2 separate regions of the Homo sapiens genome follow, and region 1 is linked to region 2. The links are chromatin contacts, found by Hi-C or POLR2A ChIA-PET in ENCODE. All regions are on one chromosome and are shown on one strand. The core of a region is the stretch at or near the end of the contact, and the rest is flanking DNA. Distances in the headings are between cores, read along the strand shown.

What was found. Hi-C counts contacts between places; a loop is a spot of excess contacts on that map. ChIA-PET counts read pairs that join two places held with the same protein, here RNA polymerase II (POLR2A). Pooled maps may share reads with other maps.
Region 1: a map of mammary epithelial cell shows a loop between it and region 2 (4-fold over the local background). The contact joins the promoter of GGA2 here to the enhancer-like site in region 2. A Hi-C loop is called at or near these places in 2 of 168 maps with a recorded cell type or tissue (K562 and mammary epithelial cell) and 9 of 50 pooled maps. POLR2A ChIA-PET finds 5 or more read pairs at or near these places in 1 of 52 experiments (MCF 10A).

The regions. Positions count from the first base shown.
Region 1 is chr16:23,507,234-23,511,744 of GRCh38, reverse strand. GGA2 (golgi associated, gamma adaptin ear containing, ARF binding protein 2) reads left to right here and starts at 1,251. Exons shown (of 17, transcript NM_015044.4): 1 at 1,251-1,424. The coding sequence starts at 1,334. RefSeq lists silencers at 975-1,024, 1,095-1,324, 1,395-1,564.
Region 2 is chr16:23,430,648-23,435,147 of GRCh38, reverse strand. COG7 (component of oligomeric golgi complex 7) reads left to right here. Exons shown (of 17, transcript NM_153603.4): 5 at 430-512; 6 at 1,481-1,603. Among named protein-coding and RNA genes, the nearest start is that of COG7, 20 kb to the left of the region's middle. Within about 2 kb of position 1,792, at least 3 of the 41 ENCODE cell types and tissues checked have a DNase peak (open chromatin) inside an H3K27ac peak, as active enhancers do.

The DNA of each region.
Region 1 (4,511 bases), core at 2-2,501, 77 kb before region 2:
TTATGATAATCATGACATACTTTTTTGGGAAAATTATCTTTTAACAGAATAAGCAAGTAAATAATACATCGATGGTGTACTGTGTGATGCAGAAAATAAAGCAGAGTATTGAGGAATGCAGGACATGTTAGTTTAGAAGTGTTCCAGGAAACCAGGGAGGTGGAGGTTGCAATGAGCCGAGATAGCACCACTGCACTCCAGCCTGGGCGACAGAGCGAGACTCCATCTGAAAAAAAAAAAAAGTGTTCCAGGAAAACCCTTCTGTGAATAAAAATGCAAGCACATAGGCCGGGCGTGGTGGCTCACCCCTGTAATCCCAGCACTTTGGGAGGGCGAAGCGGGCAGATCACGAGGTCAGGAGTTCGAGACCAGCCTGGCCAACATAGTGAACCCTCGTTTCTACTAAAAATACAAAAAAAAAAAAAATAGCTGGGTGTGGTGGCATGCACCTGTAGTCCCAGCTACTCGGGACGCTGAGGCAGGAGAATCGCTTGAACCCAGGAAGTGGAGGTTGCAGTGAGCCGAGATGGCACCCCTGCACTCCAGCCTAGGCGACAGAGTGAGACTCCGTCTCAAAAAAAGAAAAAAAGAAAAATAAAAAATAAATGCAAGCACTTTGGGAAGTCGAGGTAAGAGGATCTTGTAGCCCAGGAGTTCGAGACCACCCGGGCAACATGGTGAAACCCAGTCTCTAACACACACACACACACACACACACACACACACACGGTGAAACCCAGTCTCTAACACCAGGAGTTCGAGACCACCCGGGCAACATGGTGAAACCCAGTCTCTAACACACACACACACACACACACACACACACACACACACACACGGTGAAACCCAGTCTCTAACACACACACACACACACGCCAGGCGTGGTGGTGCCCTCCCCTAGTCCCAGCTCCTCCGGAGACTGAAGCGGGAGGATCGCTTGAGCCTAGGAGGTGGAGGCTGCAGTGAGCCGTGATCGCGCCATTGGACTCCAGCCTGAGTGACAGAGCAAGACCCCGTCTCTTAAAAAATAAAAATGCTAAAAGAATTATTCGTGTTCTTCTGAAAATCAAATTTAACTGGGCGTCTTGTATTTTATCTGGCAACCGTACGGTGAGTGGTCTTAGAAGACCAGCGCTGGGTGGAGGGATCTGGACTAAGAAATGTTCCGGCCGGTCCCGCGTGGAGGGGGGGCCTGGGGTGGGCGTGGCGCCAGCGGCCCCGCCCCGTCACGTGTCCACCGCTCCTGCCGCGCAGTCAGCAGAGGAGAGCGCCAGGACGCTACAGCGGCTGAAGAGGCAGTGGCGCCCGCGGCCGCAGCGTCGGGGCTGGAGCGATGGCGGCGACCGCGGTGGCGGCGGCTGTGGCGGGAACCGAGTCGGCCCAGGGTCCCCCGGGCCCGGCAGCGTCGCTGGAGCTGTGGCTCAGTGAGTAGCCTGGCAGGCCTTCGGCGCAGCCGCTGCGCCGCACGTGAGGCCTCGCTTCCCGCCTCCCGGGGCCTTGCTTCGGGGCGGGCGGCCGCAGGGGAGGCCGGCGGCCGGGTAGGGGGCCTGGGCCCGGCGCGGTGGGGAAGATCGCCCAGGGGTCCCCCGAGAGGAGCCCCAAGCATCCGCCGGGGCAGCGGCCCCCTTCTGAGCTCTGCCCCTCCCCCTCCGCCCACCCCCCAACTTAGCAGCAGCACAGGACCCCGACCCCCACCCCAATGGCTACGTGACCTGCGCTTTCCCCTGCGCCAGGCACTGTGCTCACAGCGGCTTAGTCCTGCTTAATCCTCATTCCCACCCCGAGCTGGCTTCTATTATTAACCCCACTACGGAAGCGGGGACCTTGAGGCTTAAGGAGACGCAGTCGTGCAAGACATGCAGTCTGTTTGGGGCTGAGAAAGATCTCTATCTGGCTACCGCGTCAAAAAGAAATTTTTTACCTTTTGTGTTTACTTTGGCCAGACTTTTTTTTTTAAACACACACACACGTGTGTGTGTGTGTGCGTATATATATATATGTGTGTTTTTTTTTTCCTTTAAGAGACGGGGTCTCATTATGTTACCCTGGTTGGGCTCAAACCCTTTGGCCAGAATTCTTCTGCATGTCTCCTGTAAGCTTCACAGTCATCTTAGGGGTTATTATTATCTCCGTTTTACCAATGAGGGATTGAGGTTCAAAGGGGATAAAGAATATTCCCCTTGTACCCAGCTCTGCTAGGTGCCAGGAACACTGAGATGCATAACACAGGGTCCTTGCTCACCAAAACATTTTTTAGTGGGTACAAGCCGGCAGTCACATCACCTTACTAACGGGATTGGCGAGGAGGAGGAGGGCGTTCGTTTCACCTGTGGTGGTAGGAGTTGGTTTACCTGGGGGTCGTCACAGCCGACCGCATTCCAGGCAGAAGAAACTGCGTGTGCAAAAGCTGGGGACAAGAGAATGTGGAGCACTCCGGGAACAAGTAGGTCAGTCCGCTGGAGTGCAAGCCTAAAGCTCAGGAATCCGGGAAAGGGGCTGCACGGCTAATTGGGGCGAGATCTTCAAGAGCCTTGTGTGCTGCAGAAAGGAGTTTATGTTTTATCCGAGGGCGGGGTTGCTGTTTGGGAGTTTTCAGCCGGAGAATCTGATCAAGGAAGCCTGTTAAAGGCGTCACTTGCAGCCATATGGTGCTAAATTGGGCGGAGAGGGTGAGACTTCAGGCAGGGAGAGCGGCTAAAAAGCTCTTTTGGTGGTGGTTGGGGGCCGCAGGAGGACTAAGGCAGTGGGGAGAGGGAGAAGCAATGAGCAGGCGTAGTCAGCAGCCTCGGTGCCTTGGAATGCAGACAGGGGACAAGGAGAAATCTAGGCTAGATCGCGGGTTTCAGGCTCGAGGAACTGGTGGGTTACAGATGCCTCCCCTGTGAGGAGGAGCTGGTTTAGGCAGAGAAGGTTGAGATGTGGAGTTTGAGGTGCTTGTGGCATAGTCAAAAAAGAGATGCCCTCTAGGCAGCTGGTTGGCACTGGAGAGGGCAAGTGTGGGACGTACGGTTTGGGAGTCTGGTTCATTGGCAGTGAGCTTGCGGGAGAAGCTTGCGTATATTAAGAGCAGAGGTTTGGAAAGAGAGCGTGGGGAGCCCCAGCATTGAAGAGGCAGATGGGAAGAGAAGACTGAAGGCTGAGCAGAAACAGGCAGGGGGAGACCTGCAGGGGCACCCACTGATAGCAAAGGAGGGATGTGGTTGTAACGTAGTTTTGCTCCTTAAAGATGGAGGAGAATGAGGAAGGAGAAGAGAGAACTTTGAATTTGGTAACCAACCAGTTATTTAATGAGACATCCTTGAGTTAAACAGTAGAGACAGAAGGTAGTAGTTTTAGGAGGCAATGGAGAACAGAAGGCTTAGACTGGAGTTGCAAAAATTAGAAAAAAAGGCTGTTCATGCCTGTAATCGCAGCACTTTGGGAGGCTGAGGTGGGCCAATCCTTTGAGGCCAGGAGTTTAAGACCAGCCTGGCCAACATGGTGAAACCCCGTCTCTACTAAAATACAAAAAATAGCCATGTGTGGTGGCGCACACCTGTAATTCCAGCTACTTGGGAGGCCGAGGTGGGAGGATCACTTGAACCCTTGGGGCAGAGGTTGTGGAGGTGGAGCCAAGATTGCACCGCTGCACTCCAGCCTAGGTGACAAGGCGAGATTCTGTCTCAAAAAAAAAAAAAAAAAGTAGCCGGAGTAAGAGAAAGTAGCTGCCTCAGGTGGAGGAGATAAAAGGAGTGCCTGGAACTGAGGCTGCCCAAGGACACAGTTCTTCAACTCCAGCTTTTTTTGAAACAGAGTCTCACTGTGTCACCCAGGCTGGAGTGCAGCGGCATGATCTCAGCTCACTGCAGCTTACCCCTCTCCTGGGCTCAAGCATTTTTCCCACATCAGCCTCCCCAGTTCTAGCTTTTTTTAAATGTATTTTTATTTATTTATTTATTTATTTTTGAGATGGAGTCTTGCTCTGTTGCCCAGGCTGGAGTGCAGTGGTGCCATCTCGGCTCTCTGCAACCTCTGCCTCCTTGGTTCAAGCAATTCTCCTGCCTCAGCCTCCCAAGTAGCTGGGATTACGGGCACACGCCACCACAACCGGCTAATTTGTGTGTGTGAGAGAGAGAGAGAGAGATGGAGTTTCATTCTTGTCCAGGCTGGAGTACAGTGGCACGATCTCAGCTCACTGCAACGTCCGCCTCCCAGGTTCAAGCAATTCTCCTGCCTCAGCCTCCCAAGTAGCTGGGATTACAGGCATTAGCCACCATGTCTGGCTAATTTTTGTATTTTTAGTAGCGATAGGGTTTCACCATGTTTGTCAGGCTGGTCTCAAACTCCTGACCTCAAGTTATCTGCCAGTCTTGGCCTCCCGAAGTGCTGGGATTATAGGCATGAGCCTGGCCTAATTTGTGTTTTATTATTATGGTTTTTTTCATGGCATATACATTGTATTAAGCTCCAGCTTTTGGGGGCAGTGTCCCAAAGTTGCTAGATCTTCCTGTTTTTCAGGAACGGCTAGAACC
Region 2 (4,500 bases), core at 543-3,042:
AGGTGATCCGCCTGCCTTAGCCTCCCAAAGTGCTGGGATTACAGGCATGAGCTACCGCGACCAGCCCAAATTATTTACTTATTCCTCAAACCACCAGATATGTTGACATATAGCAGTTCAGTGTGTTTGCTTTTTTAAAGTTCCCATCTGGTATAATCGAAGTAGGAATTTTGAAAGACATAAATAACCTCTCAGTATCATGTTAAAATATGAATTCTGTGAGGAACAGTGGGGAATACCTTGCAGTATCTGGTTTTCACGTCATGCTTATTTTTCAAATTTATGATCCTCATGCATGAGTTAATTCAGTATCTAGGCAGGAACTTGTGAATACTAGCTTCCATATATCCACCTTCATCCTGGTGAGTTTTTTCTCATGTCTACACCAGAAAGGCTGGTAACAGTATATATACATTGTATGTTCTTTAGATCAGTCCAAAGTGTTTGTGAAGGTGTTTACTGAAATTGACCGGATGCCCCAGCTCCTGGCCTACTACTACAAGTGTCACAAGGTAAGAAGCTGTGCGCGATGACAGTTGTGCAGTTGTGGAATGCTCATAACTCTGGGTCACAGAATCGCAGGTTCATAATTCAGAAGGTAAGAACATTTGTCTCCTTGCCCTCTGGCTGTTTTTCTCTTAGTTAGCCAGTAGGGGGTGCTCTTGGTCTAGCATATGGATTTGTTTAATTGCCAGTTGGAAAAAGTTATCCGTTTTCATTCTCTTTTCTGTTTACAGCTGGATTCATTATAGACTTGAAACGTTGTTTTAATTTATTCTCATTTTTGTCTTTTAAGGGAGATTTATGTCTTAAGCTTTATTACACCCTCAGAAGGCAGTAAGAATTTCTCTTTTTTTCTTTAGAGATAGGGTTTCACTATTTTGCCCAGCCTGGAGTGCGGTGACTATTCACAGATCCGATCATGGTGCACTACAGCCTTGAACTCCTGGGCTCAAGTGATCCTCCCGTCTCAGCCTTGTGAGGAGTTGGGACTACAGGCGCGTGCCACTCCACCTGGCTTGGAATTTTATGTTTTCTAGGTTTGCTGAAGTTAGATTGCCAAAAAACTTGACAGCTTCCTGAACTGACCTTAATTCCTTCAAGTCCAGTGCTCTGTGTCTTTTAAGCAGTGATGTTAGGACATGAAGCTTAAACATACATGTCTGCCCGCTCTTGCCCCAACATCTATTCAGAAGAGTGATGGTGTGCCAAGTGGTTGCACATTACATGTTTTTAGGGCAGGATAAATGGAGAGGGGATCACATCCGCAGGGTGACAGATTAAAGCTGTGAATCAGTGCAGATAACTGCAAATGTTTTTTTTTTTTTCCTGCCTTTCTTTGAAGTGAATGGACCTCACTGGGCTGCCCAGTGAGCCCATTGAGCAATCCGTGATTACGCTGGGTAGCAGGGCAGGGCAGTGTTCACAGGCAACCTATGTTGACGTACCCAATAAGGTTCCCTTTGTTCTGTCTCTGCAGGTGCAGCTTTTAGCAGCCTGGCAAGAGCTGTGTCAAAGTGACCTATCCCTGGACCGGCAGCTTACCGGACTCTATGATGCCTTGCTTGGTGCTTGGCACACACAAATCCAGTGGGCTACACAGGTAACAGCTCATTTTTGTTCTAGGGAGAACAGAGTCTGTGGTGACAAGGGAACGGGTGACTGCCTCGGGAGTGGCCACCCTCAACTGCAGAGCACAGCTCAAAGAACTTCCCCGTTTGTTGCTGTCATTCAAGGGGTTAAAAAATAACCAGTTAGGCCGGGTGCGGTGGCTCACACTTGTAATCACCACACTTTGGAAGGTCGAAGTGGGCGGATCGTTTGAGCCTAGGAGTTCGAGACCAGCCTGGCCAACACGGTGAAACCCCAACTCTACAAAAAATGCAAAAGTTAGCCAGGTGTGGTGGCACAATTACTAAGGAGACCGAGGCAGGAAGATTGCTTACGTCCAGGAGGTTGAGGCCACAGTGACTATGGTCGCACCACTACACTTCAGCTTGGACAACAGAGCAAGCAAGACTGTCTCAAACAAACAAACAACAAAAGAAAAAACGATAACCAGTTAAATGGTTTAAGTTTAAAAGATAAGCTTAGAAATCCACGTCAGTGAAATCTTTAGGTCTCCACTGAAACTCTTCTTACCACTCTTATCTATAACTTAAATAGGACCTAATGTGACAATGCCGCCTGTTGTCCAGCAAGGGAGCCTGTGGAATTCCTGAAGGCCATTTTCTTCCCATCTAAAAGCAGGAGGCCCCTCGTCAGGTGGTGTTCGAATGAACAGGAATGTTTTTATCTTTACTTCAGGTAAAATTTACCTACCTGAAGTGAGTCTCCCTTGTTCTCATGATACACCAAGAAGTAGGGGAAGAGATAATTTTAAAGGTACCCCCTGACTAGGAGTGAGGAGAGACAGAGGAACTTTGTTTCAAGTGGCAACTATCCATCATTTACTTTCCTCAAGTCTCTAGGCATTTCCAGCCATAAAGGTTTTAAACCGTTGTTCTCTTGCCTTGAGACAGGAGGCACAGTAGAACCTCTTGTAAGCAGGGGAAGAGCCTGTCTTACTTTGCAGTAATGACTTACTGGGCCTGTTTCTAGTGTGGCTTATTTTATTTATTTTTTTCTTATTTATTTATTTTTTTTCTCCAAACCCTTGTGTTGAGGGCTGATTTTCAATAGCACTCAGATAGAGAGCTATTGAAATAGATTGCAGTGAGGGAGCTGCTCTGCTATGTACGAAACCCCAACCTAGAAGCAGGTCATCTACGAGTGGTTTAGTGTCACGTTCCCCATATTTTATTTTTTACTATAGTTGTGAATCACTCTTCAGATGTTCATCAGTCATTTGCTGGAATGAATTTGACTAAGGTTGGAGAGAATTCCTTATACCGGGTCATGTCATTCAAGTTGTTGGTTAAAGCACTTTTCTCCATCCTTGTTCTTTTTCCTTGAACTAACCTAATTCATTCTTAGGATTTTGTTTTGTTTTGTTTTGTTTGAGACAGAGTCTTGCTCTGTCATGCAGGCTAGAGTGCAGTGGCATGATCATGGCTCACTGCAGCCTCGGCCTCCTGGGTTCAAGCTGTCCTCCTGCCTGAGCCTTTCAAGTAGCTAGGAATACACGTATGTGCCACCATGCCTGGCTAATTAAAAAAAATTTTTTTTGTAGAGATAAGGATCTCACTGTGTTGCCCAGGCTGGTCTCTAACTCCTGGCCTCAAGTAATCCTCCCACTTTGGCCTCCCAAAGTGCTGGGATTACAGGCATGAGCCACCATGCCTGACTTTATTTTATTTTTCTTAAGAAGAATATTTCTTTTTTTTTTTTTTTTTTCTTCAGACAGAGTCTTGCTCTGTCACCCAGGCTGGAGTGCAGGGACACAATCTTGGCTCCCTGCAACCTCCGCCTCTCTGGTTCAAGCAATTCTCCTGCCTCAGCCTCCTGAGTAGCTGGGATTACAGGCATCCGCCACCACTCCCAGCTAATTTTTGTGTTTTTAGTACAGATGGGGTTTCACCATGTTGGCTGGGCTGGTCTCGAACTCCTGACCTCAAATGACCACCCACCTCGACCTCCCAAAGTGCTGGGATTACAGGCATGAGCCACTGTGCCCGGCCAAGAAAAAAATTATTCATGTGTTCTTGCCTCTTCTACTACTTCTTGTATCACAAGGATAAAAACAGTTCATGTCCATACATACGAATGCCTTTCGTCATCTAAGAAAAAGAACTTAGACTTCTCAGACTTCTCTTTGGGCCTCATCCTAGATTTTGGGAGACATGAGTTTCTGCTGATTTATACTGTTGGCCTGTGGCCCATTTTCTTTTCAGGATGGAAGCATAATAGTTGGGCTGTCCCCTCCTGAAGGTCGGTATAGCACACAGGAGCCAGGGCACATGTGTCTCCTTCAGATTTTTCCCCTTAGCATTTTCATATGAGAAATTTCCAATATATAAAAATGTTGAGGGAATTGTACAGTGAATACCCATGTAGCCACCTCCTACGTTGTACAGTGTGCATTTTGCTCTATTTGCTTTATTGCAGATCTGCCTGTCTATCCCTGTCTCTGTCTGTTCATTAATCCATCTTATTTTTTAAAATTATTTTTATTTGTATTCTTTTTTATATAAAAATATTAAATTAAACAGAGATGGGGTCTCACTATGTTGCCCAGGCTGGTGTCGAACTCCTGGGCTCAAGTGATCTTCCCGCCTCAGCCTCCCAAAGTGCTAGGATTACAGACATGAGCCAAAGTGCCCAGTCAATCATCTTATTTGTTTTACTCATTTCAAAATAAGTTACAAGACTGGGCGTGGTGTTTCACACCTGTAATCCCAGCACTTTGGGAGGCCGAGGCAGGAACATCACCTGAGGTCAGGAGTTCGAGACCAGCCTGGCTAACATGGTGAAACCCCATCTCTACTAAAAATACAAAATTAGCTAGCCGTGGTGGCAGGCGCCTGTAATCCCAGCTACTTGGGAGGCTGAGGCAGGAGA